Regions from separate parts of the Mus musculus genome. Here region 1 is linked to region 2. Evidence: chromatin loops called from intact Hi-C (ENCODE). Cell type or tissue: left cerebral cortex. All regions are shown on one strand.

What was found. Hi-C counts contacts between places; a loop is a spot of excess contacts. Peaks named below come from ENCODE experiments on the same cell type or tissue, not always from the same donor. Only the 100,000 strongest peaks of a DNase experiment are listed, where the experiment ranks them.
Region 1: it touches region 2 in a loop (9-fold over the local background); 2 of 42 quality-filtered maps call a loop at or near these places.

What each region holds. Positions count from the first base shown.
Region 1 is chr6:108,062,461-108,070,460 of GRCm38, forward strand. It overlaps Setmar (SET domain without mariner transposase fusion), which reads left to right and starts at 2,585. Exons shown (of 2, transcript NM_178391.4): 1 at 2,585-2,779. The coding sequence starts at 2,621. In left cerebral cortex, CTCF peaks have their summits at 2,830 and 3,317; DNase peaks (open chromatin) are centred at 2,597, 2,838, 3,294 and 6,273; H3K4me3 peaks cover 1,330 bases; H3K27ac peaks cover 1,379 bases.
Region 2 is chr6:108,404,818-108,412,817 of GRCm38, forward strand. It overlaps Itpr1 (inositol 1,4,5-trisphosphate receptor 1), which reads left to right. Exons shown (of 62, transcript NM_010585.5): 34 at 583-708; 35 at 1,273-1,401; 36 at 5,992-6,112. Among named protein-coding and RNA genes, the nearest start is that of Gm35165, 64 kb to the right of the region's middle. In left cerebral cortex, a CTCF peak has its summit at 3,532 (motif pointing left); DNase peaks (open chromatin) are centred at 3,521 and 6,091.

The DNA.
Region 1 (8,000 bases), 340 kb before region 2:
TCCTCCTGTCTTAAAGACATCTCAATAGATTAACAAGAATCCTTGTCCTACATTTGAATCATCCTCTAAGAAGATGAAAAAGATCACAGACAACTCTGTGACCTACTGAAGGTATAGCTTCAAGCCCTGCTCCCATAGGAAAGGGCACATGTGACATCTCTGTTAGTGGCTATGGCACTTGTCCTATAAATTGCTTTGAGCCTGATGTCAAGTGTGGCCAGAGATTGCACTTTGATCCTGATCACTTAGATGACTCTAAAACAACAACAACAACAACAAAAAAAAAAAAAAAAAAAAAAAACTAAAACCCATGATGGGTGTTCCAATGACCATGTTATGGCTACAATGTAAAACCTAATTATAAAATTCTAGGGTCTCATTTCTTCCCTGGTCTATTAAAGTCATCTTTTTAAACTATGCTATTCTCTATATCCCCAATTGTTCTTACTGTCATTGCTACAGTTTGAAGACAGGTTTCTAATTATTTCTATTGCTGCTTAAAACTAGAACTAAGTAAGAGGTGATAAAAATGAAAACTACTATGAAGATAGAACCAAGACTTGAGCACAACTATCTCCTTATTATGCCGGCCGGGGGGATGGGTGGGAGGTAAGGACGCTCTCTGCTTGCTGCTTGGATGCTCTGTTAGATTACCAATAAAAGTTTGTCGAGGAGTCAATTAGTTCTAGTCATTTTAAGCTTAAGGATCCTATAAGTCAGAAAGTAAAAGCATCCTATATTCATAACTGAAGTAGAGAAGAAGCTAAGGGCTGGAGACTGCCATCCTAGTCCTTTATGTCTGAAACCATATTGGCAGGGGAAGGTCATGCACCTGACCTGGCTATGCCAAAGGCTGAAGGAGGAGGATCCGTTAAACCTACACATCGAGTACAGGCCTTGGCAAAATATCAAGATCCTATCTCAAAATAATGATAACTTCTGGATCCTGGTTGTCTAGTTAATGTTTCTATTGCTGCAACAAAACCCCATGACAGACGATAAATCAAGATAGAGTCACTTGTCACCAAGCTGAAACTAACCTGTCTATGTAACCTTTTGCAGAAATAAAGAACTAAAGAGATAACAGACAAATATCCCAGGATAATAAAATTCCTCTGCCTTAATCTTAGCACACAAACATTACTCTGGTGCTAAGCAATGATTTATTTTCCTACTGTTCTGTATTCCTGCCCATGCCTTACAGGGATAGAGTAACTATGAAAGGACCATTCTTCTTTTGTTTATTGCTTCTGCTTTTCCATCTCTTCTCTTCCTATACAACCAATGCTACGCTCAGAAAATCAGAATGCTTATTCTACCTTACAGGGTGAAATGTTGTCCTTTTTCTAGAATTGAAAATAAAGCCAATTAAGACATTTAGATGCAGTGGTTCATGCAAGTAGTCCTAATAATCAAGAGGATGGAGAGTTCAAAACCACACTGGGTTTCATACTAATAACCTGTCTTGAAACAAATCTAGCTAAATACACACACACACACACACACACACACACACACACACACACACACACCTAAGTATATAGAATATATTTATTTATGCACACATACATTTGTAATTTTTTTCTCTAAAACACAAAGATGAAAAACCTAAGATCCTGCATTTTGTAAAGCTGCCCCGTTTGTATGGATCTGTAACAATTCCAGAAGCTAGAGTAATTTGGTGACTTTCATAGATAACTCAGGAACAGCCTACCTGCAAGCTACTCATCAACTACTCCCTTCTTCCTCTGAAACCTCTAAGAAGAAATGCCTGCTCTGCCGTGAAGGCCCTTTGTCTGCCTGTCTGTCTGTTTGCCTGTGTCATCAATGTATCTTCTAATGAATCTCTTATAAGGACAATCTATTTCAGTGTCCCCCTTTAGCCTCCAAACTTTTGGTCAACAAGAGTGGATGCCCTGTGGGACCCTATTATCACAGAAAGCAGTGAAGATAGAAAATTAGAAGAAGAGGAGGAGGAGGAAGAGGAGAAGGAGGGGGAGGAGGAGAAGAAGGAGGAGGAGGGGATAGAGGGAGAATAAGAAAAAGAAGCAAGACAAGCAAAATGGGGAGATTTGGCAATGTTAACATTTTCCACCAGATACAGAAACTCTGGCGTGATCAGTGAGTGACTCTACTCAAAACAGGTTTTTGTTGTTTTGTATAATGGGACAAGGTGAGCTTACAAGGAGAGGACCTTATCAAAAACAAATTCTGTGCCAGTCACCCAACTTCTCCGCGGGTTCTAGATCTTTATATTCTCTGGACTGTATTTTCTCCCTCAGCTTAGACGATACATTTCCAAACACCTACTAAACCCTCAAAGGCTGAACAAACAACCAGGCTTCACAAGGTTCCCCAGAAAAAAACGAAAACATTTCAAGTTCTCCAAATTTTGTACCTTTTGTGGTTCTGAAATTATCAGCTATGTATCTAGTTTAAAACAGTGGGATCCAGAGGAAAAGCACCCCAACGACGCTGAGGGAGGTATCTCCCTCACCTGCAGCCTGTTGGGACGGAAAACTACAACTCCCATGAGGAAGTAGGGCCGCAGAATCCACAACTCCCAGCATCCTCCCGGAGGCCCAAAATGGTCAGGCGAGTAGTCGAAGCGAGACCATAAATGTCTGCGGAAGGTGTGGAGAAGCTTTCTCTCGAGATAGCAGCATCTGAGGAGGAATCTGTAGCCCCGACAGAACAACAAGATGTAGCGTGCGGCCTGGAGAACTTGCCTGTGAGCTTGTGGCCTTTGGGGGCGGAGCCCAGGCCTAAACCTTTCCAGGTAGAGGCAGGGCTAAGTGGCTGAAAGGGCTGGGGGTGGTGCCCTTTTCTTTGGGGGCGGAGCCAGAGGGCGGCGCTAGAGGGCTGTCCCTTTCCCCCGGGGGCGGGGCCAGTGCCCTTTATATGGGGGCGGAGCTAGAAAGCAGCTCACCGATCTTAGGGGCGGTGCTAAAGGGCCTGTCTATTTCCCTTCTCTCCCCAGGCGGGGCCAGCGCTGTTCTAGACTGGGTTGGAGGGATGTCCTGTAGCCCCACAGGGGCTGACTACAAGACTCCTCTTAATTCTCACCAAGGGGAGCCTGCACCCTTCCATGTTGGGGCGGAGATAGAGGCCTGCGGACAGCCTCCATGGAAGGAACCAGAGAGCTGCTTATATCTTGAGTAGTTGAGGCCAATGCCCATGTAGAGCCAGGTCTAAAGAGCTGGGGGGAGTAGGAAGCTGGGGGGGGGGGGGGTGAGTAGGAAGGGGATTGTTTCACACTTCGCTGCAGAGCAGAATTCCAGGGCTACTCACTGCCCCCGGGGGCGCTAGAGCTCTTTCCTAGAAGCCAAGAAAGAGAGACACATAGCTCCCCCACGTGGTAGTAATTGTCAAATTGGCTGTAACAACAGGCTTCTTCCCCCCCACACACACACACACACCCCACCCCACCCCCGATATTTTTATTTTTTTTTTATTAGCACACGGGGTATCTAGTTTAACTATGGCATTTTTAAAATGTTCATTAGCAAATGTTGATTATACATAATAATGAGTTTTGTGATGACATTTTTCCACATATGCACAGAAGGTGTTTTGATGATATGCACCACCACCCTCTCTGGTCCCTCACCCTCTCCCAGTAATCCTTCACCTTCCTGGCTAGTGCCCCTTTTATCTTTCATCTCGCTGTGGTGAGTGTGTGTGTGTGTGTGTGTGTGTGTGTGTGTGTGTAGGAGACAGAGAGCCAATGAGTTTCATCAAGGTTGTTTACTGGAACTGCAGTCTTCTTGACGTCTTACTATTATTTACTCTTTGAGAATCCCATACAATATGTTTGTCATCCTTTTTCCCTCCCCCAAATCCTCACAGATCCTTGCCCACCTCGCAATCTACCCAATTTCATGTTCTTTCTCTCTCGAGGGGGAAATAAGCTGTTGGTCTGAAAGAAAAGTTCTTAAATGGACAGAATTTAATATTTTTCTTTGAACCTGTAATAAGACCTTAACAAGGATTCTTACCTTATACTGTCTGTAAAATAGCAGTTCCCTAACATGTGTGTGGCAGAGGCGTGACTTTTCAGAAAGCTTTTTCCCCCTGTCTGGCTTGTACTCAGAACTTACTGAGGGATCAGAGAAAACCATCTCCATGTCTGGTCTCGGCTATCTGACATGTAAGAAAGGCTTGGTTATGAATCTCAGCCCCTGGAGTCAAACTTAGCTGAGGTCTCCGCCATGCTGAGAGATCTTGGACACACATAAATTAACTTCTTCAGATCCTCAGAAGCCCTAGAGTTTAAGTCATAGACCCTCTTCTCAGCTGCTTGGGAATTACTGTTCCTAGTGCTCTGTAGGAACTCAATAAATGGCTGCTACCTCAAAGCCCTACTCCACCCTTCAACCCCTCAGACCATGGCCTAAGTTGCTTATGGAATAGGGAAAGACCAAAGATGCTGGCAGAGGGGTGCCCCCTCGGATGTCAGACTTAAGAGTATGACTTCAGCATCTTACCTACTCCACAGAGTTTGTTGTTTTCGAAGTGAAAATAACTTTAAAATTGTATAGCTTTCCCCCATCCAGAATAAGAACAAATTAGGGCTGCTCTTTCTTCCTTCTAGGATTTTATGAGCAGAAAATGGGATAATACATTCTATAGCAGATTTCAAAAGGTGAAGCAGGATTTCAATGTGAGAAATAGCGCCCTCTCATCTATGACTCATAGCCAGCAACACACATCTGCATTTGCATTGACAGTTTATTAATAACACAAGTAGATAATACTCCATGTACCAATGAGCTCTTAAGGCTTGGTCAAGATCAAACATTCCAGGATGTCTGCGAAGACCACCTATTTTTTTTCTTTATTCATCAAATAGTCGAGTGACTATAATATACCAGGCACTGTATTAGACGAGGCCTAGAAGATGACATCATTTGATTGAAGAAGACAGCATCCAGTTGCTTTTTTTTTAAGCTAGAAGTATCTAACATGAAAGAAAAATATTGCTCCATTCTTAAGTAACTCCAATAAATACTCATTAAGAACTAAAAGTATGCCAAGTGATGAGTTGGAATACAGAGAATAAGAAAACATGCCCCCTGCCCTCAAAGCACTAACAGTGTGATGATCCTACACTCAATTTTAGCTCGTTGTGCTACTGAATAAAAGTGTGTGTGTGTGTGTGTGTGTGTGTGTGTGTGTGTGTGTGTTTCTTTGCCATCTTCTCTAAGGCCTATCTATAAAAACAGTTGGTCTAATGCAATCTCTTAATTTAGCCTACTTTATTTTATGTGCAAAAAAATAACTAAGAATAACTTAATTAGCTAGACACTTGCCTATAATCTCAACACTAGATGTGGAAACAGGAGAATCGTGAATGTAGGAGCCAAGCTAGTCTTCATAGCAAGACCCCGTCTCCAAAGCTAGTTCCTAAGAAAGTAATTCAATGACAAAGTGCTTTATGCTCAAGTTCCTGGGTTTGCTCTCCTGCAGCATCAAGAAGTTGAAAGATTCTCTATAAGTATCTTCTTTAAACTCCTTACAGTCATTAGTGTCCATAAACTCAGGGGATTTGATGTACTAATCATAGTTTCCAAATTAAGTCCTGGTCTATTTTTTAAGAGGAGGGAGAAGGGGAGAAGAAGAGCCACGTGATTGATTCTTAGGCCAACCATTGAGGGCATACATGAAAGTCTTGAGAATAAAACTATTGGAGAAGGATATTCCTGGGGTTGTAAAATGAGATACTAAACAAAGCAGAGGTCACTCAGCCAGGCAGTTTTACTTTGGCAAAAGGGTGCACAGTGGCCCACACTAGTCGAGCAATCACTCCAAGGTGGGAGTACAAGTAGCTAAGTCTCACTCCATTGGTGACAGTTCAACCTCACAATCTGACATGATTGGCTAGTTCCTAATGGGTGCTATAGCAGGGGAAGGCTGCTATGGAGAGTTCCAAGAATCTCTACCATCTCTACCAAGGTGTGGCAAAATGGACAAATTTACAAAAGTTTTACAATAGGGAGGAGTTTATAGAATATTGGCATTTTGGGAGGCTAGCTCTCTCTGATAGGAAAAAGAAAAAAAAAACTGCTTCTCAGAAAAGATAATCCACATGCTTAAAGACAAGCCTCAAAGTTGCCCAGACTGTCTAGTGGTACCAGTGATATAGGATGTGTGTGTGTGTTATGGATGTTAGGAATGCAATCTAGACTTAAACATGTGCTACACAGATGCTCCATCACTGACCTACATTCCCAGCTCATCTTCAGCTCATTTTTTTCCCCACTGAATTCCACATACATAAAAGGAATCTTACAAAAAGTCAAACTAGCATACTTGCTGCAAACCCTGGCTCACGGGCTCACACAACCATTAAGGCATGAAAAACTCAAGGCAAAAAATAATTTTATGTCTGCTTTGCTCTGGGGTGCCATATAAAGGGAAAAGGGCATACTGAAATGTTCAGATTAGAAGCCAGCATATCCTCACATCCTTGGAGTTGAAAGCCAAGGAGAAAATAAACTAATTGGTTTTCTTGAGCCAAGTCAGGTCTAATCATTTGTCAGGTCCCTCAGATCAACTGCAAAGGTTATTTTTAAGATCTCATTGGGCCTTGGTCAGAATTAGGTGGCTCCCAGTCTCCTAATAGCTGCTAGAAGCAAAACTTAGGACATGAGAGGGCAAGTCCAAGGATTCCTGTAGCTGGGTTTTGAACACACCCAAAAAAGGAAGGACGTACTTCCTTAAGTATCCCTAGGATTCAAGAAACTTCCTTAAGAGTCATGCTCATGTGTAAAGTCCTAGTACTTCGTACTTGTACTTGAGTTTCTGGGGCTTTGATACATATTGTTAATCAGAACAGTTCCAACTTGCAGTTAAAGGTTATCAGGAGCTGCAGTGAAGCAATCAGGACAAACTGGATGTCTGCTGTGTGTCTATAACTGCAGATTAGAAGGACACTTCATGACATACCCCTCTGAAAGATGACGCCCACCCGTTTACCACGATTCAACATTAAGGCCGGTTCATGCTTGCCGAGTTCAAAGACGGATGAAATCATCATGGCCAAGAGGAGTCAAGTTAGAGTGTTTATCTTTCAACATGCTATATGCTGTCTCTACTTCGGCTTCCTTGACAATCACTGCTTATAAATTCTTTCTTTCTTAAGTTTTTTATGGGAAAAAAAAAGATTGAAACCTCTACCTAGGCTGTGGCTTATCGGGCATATTTCCCACTGATGGTGCTGCATTTGTTTCTAACTCTTGCACACGACAGTGCCAGACTGGTAAAGTCCCTTTCTTGTCCTTCATGTTTTTCTGCTGATCCCGAATCCCACTATATGCACATGACTATTAGTGAGGCAGTGTTTGTTGGTAAATGAAGGAAGGCTGGGCAAGGTCAGCTCTCATTCTCTCCATTCAAAGTGACTAAGTGGCCAAGGGTAGGGAAGGAATTCACAGACAGGGTTTTTGTTTGTATGTTTGCAGCGAGAAAGTTTAGCTCCAGGATCTATCTTTTCACTCCCTGCCACAATGCCTGTTTAATTTCTCTTAAATTTATATGCTGCCAGCCCCAATTGTAATTATTTAGATTCTCTCTTCTATTTTCCTTTGTCAGTGAAATAGATTGATTGGATAGGTAGTAAATGGAAGGTAATATTTTTAAAGCAAGTACCACACCCTGAATAGCATTATCTCTCTAGGAGTTTGTGAAAAACACCCCCAATATGAGCATTTTCCCTACGGTAATTGTCCATTCAAAACTTACCAAATCCTTTGCAAGAGTCACGGTGGTAACGTGAGCCTGGCTTTTTGATGTGTTACCAGAACAATCCACGTCCTGCACTGAGAAGCCCCCATAGCTTGGCCCTGTGTTCCTGGCCACAGTTGGAAGTTTTTCAGCCTGAATTGCTGCATAGTTTGTTCCAGTATCTTAATCTCTGTTGGAAAGCTGGTAGTTCCTTGTTGGTTTATATCTCTGACTACATTTTCTAGCGGATTCCTATCACCATTTCCAGCTTCTGT
Region 2 (8,000 bases):
TCATTCAGTATAAACGAAATCACACATGCATGCCTTGTTTTGACTGGGTGATTGCAAAATAGTTTCTCACAGCTCGTGCCAGCTTTGCAGGCATTGGTACTTCACTATTACCAAGTAATACTTCCTCATGTCCAGATTCCACACTACGTCACTCCAGCCATCACTGGTGCAGTTGTGTGCTTTTTCCACAGGTTGGCCATTATAAAGGGTGCTGCCAGGGAGACTTAACTGTCATGTTTTATGTGGACGTGGGTCATGCCTTCCCGGCTTCACTCATTGCAAACATCTCCCAGGCTGGACCATGTAATAACGCTGCCTTCTTGCCAACAGGAACAGTGTAGTCAAACTTGAATCTTTTCATCCAACCTTACCTTGAGATCATAAAAACAGTCTCTCCCTAAAGCTTTATGCTTTGGGGTTTTGAATTTTATAGTTGTGAATTTGGAAAATCAAAAAGCTACAGACACGAGAGCCAGCAGGGGTAGTGGAATAAGACTGGGCACCGAACCTTGGAGAGGAAGCGAGAGCTCATGGGCTCCTTGTGGAAGCGGGGTTGTCACAAGAGCTTCTTTCTCCCTTCAGGTTAAGATCGCTTACATTAACTTCCTGAATCACTGCTATGTGGATACGGAGGTGGAGATGAAGGAGATTTACACAAGCAACCACATGTGGAAGTTGTTTGAGAATTTCCTCGTGGACATCTGCAGGGTGAGGCGTGTGTGTGTGTGTGTCTGTGTCTGTGTCTGTGTGTGTGAGTATGATAGGACTGTCTGTCATCCCTGTTCAGAAATGCTGTAAAAGCCAGTTGTGAATTTTCTTCCATGAACAGTTCTGAGTGGAAGGGTCTGTTCATACTTGATACTTTTGTTACTTTTTTCTTTTTAGTAATTTCTTATTTCATCTGTAATATAAGTGATTTTTTTTTGTAACTCAAGGTATAGAACTATTCAATTTGTTTAAAAATTTATTCTCCAACCTTAGAAAGGGCTAATCTTATTCCAAGCAGAACGATTAAATAGTGGACAGGTACTATACTATCCAAAGCATCTCTCATTCCAAAACCCGTGTGGTCACCTATTATACACTGTGACTTCCTGTTTGTCACCTATTATACACTGTGACTTCCTGTTCCACACTGAAATCTTCATGATCATCTGTTATACACTGTGGCCTCCATATCTTTACTTCTGTCCCGTGAGGAATGTCATTTGTTGATATTCTGGAGTAGGCTTGCATACCGAGTTGAGTTCCCAGTCTCTGTCTCTTTTCTAGGCCTGTAACAACACAAGCGACAGGAAGCACGCAGACTCCATTCTGGAGAAGTACGTCACTGAAATCGTGATGAGCATCGTCACCACCTTCTTCAGCTCTCCCTTCTCAGACCAGAGCACCACTCTGCAGGTGAGAACGGCCTCCCGAGGGACAGTTTTCATGTGGGCATCTGCAGTCTACATCCAGGCATGTGCAGGGAGCTGGAAATGAGCCATTCTGCAAAGCCAGAATGGAAGGTGGCTCTGTCAGGGGCCCTTGGGGGCAGAAGGGAAGTTGCCCATAGTACCTGTAGGGATTGGCTCTTGGACCTTCTCGGTCCTCACATACCAAAATCCAGGGGTGCTTAAGTCCTGAACAGTAAATGGTGTTATAGTTGCATAGAAGCTACCCACATGCTCCCTCAGACTTTAAATCGTCTCTAAGCGACTTACAGTGAGCCATGCCATGCAGCCGCTGTGAGAGTAGTTGGCCCACCATATTATTCAGGGGCAAGGAAAACTGTGTATGAATTCCATACAGACCTGATGATTTTTCAGATATTTTCAGTCCTTGATAAATCTGCACATGGAGAACCCAAGGATACACGAGAGTGGCGATCCATTCTTGAGAAGTAGAGCCCATTAACAACAGCCAGGTGCATCATCTCTTTGTACTTTTACACCAAGTGCCAACCAGGAAATCACAGTGATTAATGAGGCCAGACACGCTTCTCTTGTAGTAGAAGGTGACATTCGAGATGGTGATGCCCCAGGAGATAGTGAAACAGTGTTGAAAACCATAAGCTGTATGCCGTGGGTCGGCTGATGGCCCAACAGGTGGAGGCACGTGCTCACAGGCCTGACGACCTGAGTTCAATCCCTGTATCTACTGGGTAGCAAGAGACAATCAGCTTGTAAGGATTGTCCTCTGAATTCCAAACCTGTGCTGTTGAACATGTGTACCTGGAGACAGACAGACAGACAGACAGACAGACACACACACACACACACACACACAGCTTTAAATGGGGCATACATTATGGCTTCTCACCTTGGTTGCTACTGTTTCCTTCTGTGGACTAAATTTATCCAGCATATAAGCAAGAATTGCCAGAGAAGTAAATCTTCAAATGACAAATATTCCAAATCTCTCCTAAGGTGTAGTTTATACCCAGAAATCAAGGTGTAATTCTGAAGACGTAGCTGATAGATCTCTGAACCTTTCATTGGTAATGAACACGCCTGTGTAGCCTCTCGTGCTGTTCCTTTGTAAGGCGTGTCTTCTCCTTAGCTACATCTCAGTTCTTTCTCCCTCCCGCCTCCTATGTCAGAGCTGAGACCGATGAATTTGGCGTTAGATGCACTGCATTTGAGCTGCCAGGGAAATGCCCAAGTATCAGCTTGTAAATGTGAATTCCAGGGAGGAAGAGGAGAATTCTGGAAGCTTTAGAGCAAGACAGATTGGATTCAAATCTCTATTCTGTCCTATCTGAGCTCTGTTAACACAGAGAGGTCACTGAACTTCCTGTTCCCTCCCCTCCCCTCCCTTTTCATGCCTTCTCTTTTTCTCCTTTCTATTTTGAAACAGGGTCTCATGTAGCCTATGGTGGCTCAGACTCACTATGTCACCAAGGCTGGCCTTGACTTCCTGATCCTCCTGCTTTGACCTCCCAACGGTGCCACCACACCTGGCTCAGAACTTATCGTGTATGTCTGGCAAGAATATAATATCAACTTGGTGTGCTCTTGTGAGAATGAGATACAATATTTATTTGAAACATTCAGTATAGTACCTAGCACACAGCAGGAGGTTCAAATGTGGCAGCCTCTACCGGTCTGCAGACTAGTGTCTCAGACATTGCTGGGCCTTTGATGCTGGTATTAACGACCAGCACCTAGTTACCAATTTTTTGAGTTAGTACTTGAGCTCTGAGACTCAGAAGGATAAAATGGCTAAAGATTAAAAATAAAGTCTTAGCCGGGGCAGGGAAGGGACTTCGCGGGGCCTGGAGGGAACATGAATGGTTCAAGAGAGGAGCTGAGAGGCCAGAGGAAGGCGCAGTTATGGATAGGATAGGGATAGGATTCATAACCAAGTAGGACTGCAGGACTATTTCACATTACAGTGTGGTGCCTGCAACTGGAGGCATGGGGAGAAAGGTGGGCAGAGGGAAGACAGGAAGGGAAAAAGGAGAAAGAAATGAAAAGGAGCCACTGTCCCAATGTCCCTTCCACAGTGCCTTACCTATCAAAGGTTCCACCACATTCCAGCAGTGCCCCCTTGTGGATAACTCCTGAAATTACATGTATCCTTGAGTCCCTGTATCACTCTTTACCCAATCAAACAATGAATAGACTATAGGACTAGCCCTGTCCTTTTGGCTAAGAAGTCAAGTGAGCTGATGTCACCATGCTGCCTGTCACATTTTTCAGTTAGGAGGCAACTACTGAGAACTCATTCGGTCACCTTTATATGCCCAGGTATCAGACAGGAGGAAGCAGATGGCTCATAAACACTGGTTCGTGTGAATTGACTAACCAAGGAACACTTCTCCGTGACTTAGACTATAGGGGTCTCGTCTCAAGCTCAGCATTTATAATAATGCCCCTTCCTTCTTCACAGGGTCATTCTAAGGCTAAATGAGATACTCGCGCAGTTCTTAGCACAGGGGCAGGCCAGGGGCAAGGACTCGGGGCAGGTAGCTCTTTCGATTGGGACCCTTTATAAACTCAGAGGTTAAGCAGAAGCCACAGCCATAGGAACTGACTCTAGGTTCCTTGGCCAATTCCTCTGGCTCCCTGTCCCCTTGACCTCTATGAGTACTGAAGCTTGCTGCTGGGTGGTTGGGAGCGCAGGGCAGGCTGTTCTTCCGGAAGATTCCAGTCCCAGCTGACCTGAATGGGGAGAAGAGGTTGAGTCAGCGCTCTGCTGGCCTCTCTTAGCAGTTTTGGATAATTTTATCCTTGCCCAGCCTTTGTCTTATACTAGAACACAAAGGTAACTTCCATGTCACATAGTTATTATCCAGGTCCAAATGAGATCATGCATGACACATCTGGCTTGTATCACGCACCCAACAATGGGAAGATACATGAACCGCATTTGTAGGGGGGAACTGAAAATTCTATTCCTCTGTTTCATTTTCTTAAAACAGGCTCTCTTTCTCCTCTAGCACTTGCCTTGGTTCCCTCTCACCATGGAAATCCCTTTAGATTTCTCACCGCCTCTTTCTTTACTCCTTTCCGATGCACTTTAGTGCAGCCGAATGAGTTATCTGCCCCAAACAGATGACTGGTGCAGCTCACCATACACCTTTGCCTGGCATGTCCAAAGAGAAAAATGTCACATGAATAGAGATAAGAAATCCCTACTTTAAAAAGCATTCAGAAAGTCAGTATCTAATTCACTAGCTGTATGCATGCTCTTACTTTAAAAGGAGTGCAAACTTAGTTCTTCTCATGAGGCCAAAGAGAGGTCTTCTCATAGAAAGCAATTGGCTTGTGCCCGTGCTCTGGGTTAAATGGATATTTATTGTCACTACCCATTACAGCTGGGTTGTCTTTGTACCATCAAAGAGACTGTCATAAATAAGGATAGAGGTGACGTCCCTGCTGACATCCATCTGGCATTCCATTTTTGTGAATTAAAAATATAGTGTCTACAGGACAGCCAGGGCTATAGAGAAACCCTGTCTTGAAAAAGCCAAAAAAAAAAAAAAAAAATATATAGTGTCTAGGGCCAGTGAAATGGCTCAAGTATAAAGGCACTTGCTAGCATGCCTAGTAGGCCTGTGTTTGATCCCTGGAACTCCCATGCTAGAAGGACAGAACTGACTCCCCATGACACACATGAATGCATACAGTTAAACAATAAGTAAATTAAATAAGCAAACAAAGTATTGGACATACAGATGCTAGCTCAGGATGGTGGTTTGCACCTGTAGTGCAGCTGTTGGGACGCTGCAGCAGCAGCAGAATCATGAGGTCAGAGCTTTTCTTGGGACATGGTGCTTCAAGGAGAGTTTGGTCTAAGTGACTGTGGTACATCTAACATGCTGGGGGCCACTCACACCAGGGTGAAATCGCTGACCTGGGTTAATTCATCTGGTTCGTAGTTGCGTGGCTTTACTGCTTTGGAGCGTTTGATTTCCCTGCTCACTCTGGTGATCAGAATTCATTAGATAATATCAAGTTTAAAATGCATCTAAAATAAGTAACATGAAGTCGGTGATACTATTTTATTGCTTTAAAATGCTCCTGAGCTTCTCTCACCATCTAGGCACTGTGTTCTTCAGCTTTCTGTTGATATGATGAAAAAAAAACAGACTAATTTAGTTACAAACAAAAAAAGATTAATTTTTTTTTCCCCAAAGCTTTGCGGTGAGGCAGCATATCATGGCAGGAGTGTCTGATGGGGTAGACATGTTCAACCAATCATAAAAAGAAAGCAACAATAGCAAGGAGGAGGGCAATGTCCCACCCCCTGTCCTTTGGATGCCCGAAGGACCTCTTCCTAGGTCCCACCTCCTTCCTATGGTACCAGTCTGAAGACCAGTCCCTTTAATACATAGCTCTTTAGGGGATAGTCAACATCTACACCAAAGCAGACACATTCTGGAATCCAGTCCTTGACCCTTCTGGAATCCTCCCACTAAGATGTGGAGGGTTCCAGACAGCCTCTGTTTCTAGCCAGGCCATCTGTGTTCTGCAGCCTTCTTCACCTCGCCTCTCTCTCTTATAGACCCGCCAGCCTGTCTTTGTGCAACTCCTGCAAGGCGTGTTCCGAGTTTACCACTGCAACTGGCTGATGCCGAGCCAAAAAGCCTCGGTGGAGAGCTGCATCCGGGTGCTCTCTGACGTAGGTAAGGCAGCCAATCCGTCTGGATGTGGCGGGATGAAAATGAGTGGCCTGCTGTTTACCGAGCCGAGCCGCAGCTCTCCCAAGGAAGGAAGCTGCAAAGCCAGACCCAGAGCCGAGCTCTTGACTCCTTGGCCTCTGTCTTTGCCAAGCCAGCACAGTGAGAAACAGTAAATCCTTGAAAAACAAGATTCCGTAGATCAAAGCCAGACGGCTCTTGGCAAGTGACTATCCATCAAGACTATCAAGACCCTGGGAAGTCCCTCATTCATAGCACGAGTTTGTTTACTCCAGCAGATGCATTTTGCTACGTGGAAATTTTCTTCCTGTGAAGCACCCCTAAGATCCCAAAGAGCACCCTTTCCCGCAAGTGGTGCACTGTTTGCATCTCTCTATGAAGTGGCTGCTTCTCTTTTCCCTCTTTGCTTCCCAACCCCCAAGACTCTTATCTCAAGGCCAGTCTAAAAGGCACTTGTTTATCCCTCCCCATCCTTGCGTTCTGCAATGCTAGTTATTGAACCTTGGCCTATCCCATATTAGGCAAGCACTCTAGCCCTGAACTACACCTCAGCTCTTTCCAAAGGAAAAAAGTTTAAGTGGTACTATCACTGTACATGTTTTGGGGTACAGCATTGTCAGGGGAATTGGCTTCCTGTTGCCATAGAAACCAGATTTCTTTCTTCTACTAGGTTTGAACTAGTTGGTAAATCTCTATATATTGTTACTATCCTGCAACTGCCCGTTATCCAGCCTTTGTCTAGCCTTCCCTTGCCTGAGCACTTTTCCTCTTTTACGTCTACATCTCCTTAAATCAGTCTTCTGACCTCTTCCTCTCTATACCTTCCATGAGTTCTCTTCACAGGAATAAGCTTTCCCACTCAGATGAGAAGTCTTGTGACTGAACTAGAGCCCCAGATCCTGGCAAGCAACAAGCACACTTCTCAGAAACGATGTCCTTGGGAAAGGATAGGATTTATGGGAAAGAGAGCTTTCATAGTGACCAGAAGATGAACATCTCCTCCATGTTATAACTTAGGGCAAGCAGAGGCTGTATTTGTGAGGACTCCTTGCCTTGGTTTTTTTAGGCCCTGCCTTATTCCTGTTCTGTTACAGTCTCAGCTGACAGGTATTACATGAGTGTGCCTGCGTGTGGGTGTTGATGTGTGTGTGTGTGTGTGTGTGTTGGGAGCGATTAGGCTGAGAGAATGCCTGGATGGCCCTATGCTTTCTTCAGACTCGACAGCAATTCATAAAGATGAAATACGCTGTTCAGGCCAAAATGTCTGTGTAAGTCCTTAACCCACAAGTTAATTGGTTTTGATTTAAGGAAGCTGTTGGCTTCATGGGCAGCTTGACACTTGGTCAGAGAAGCTACAAGGCTCAGTAGTCTCAGCAGGAGTGACATGGAGACAGCGGGAAGCCAGCTCAGCGGTAGAGAGCTCACCTAGTCTACACGAGGCCCCGCATCAGTCCCGGGAAATTCGAGGAAACAAAAATAGAGGAGAGAGCCGATGCTTGTGTGATATCTGGAGAAGAGGCAGCCTAGTCCCTTCCCAGACCCAATCGTGCCTCTTGGGAATGGCCTCCTGAGTCAAAGTGTACCTAAAATCCTGTGTATCCCTTTCGGTTTTAGATAGGTCAGTCAGGGCACAGACTTTCTAACAGATAAGCGTGAACCATGTCCCCTGCTTTTTTATATTGTACATTTCTCCCAGGGTCTCCCACTTAATAAACTGTTAGGATATTATTGGCTAGCTACTGATTCTTTTCGTGTGCCTTATATGTTCCCATTAAGAGAAAAATGGTTGCTCTCTAGCCCATCCTTCAAAGCGTTCCAGCTCTTTTCAACGTTAGATACAGGCAGTGGGGAACACTCCCTCTGTTTCCAGTGT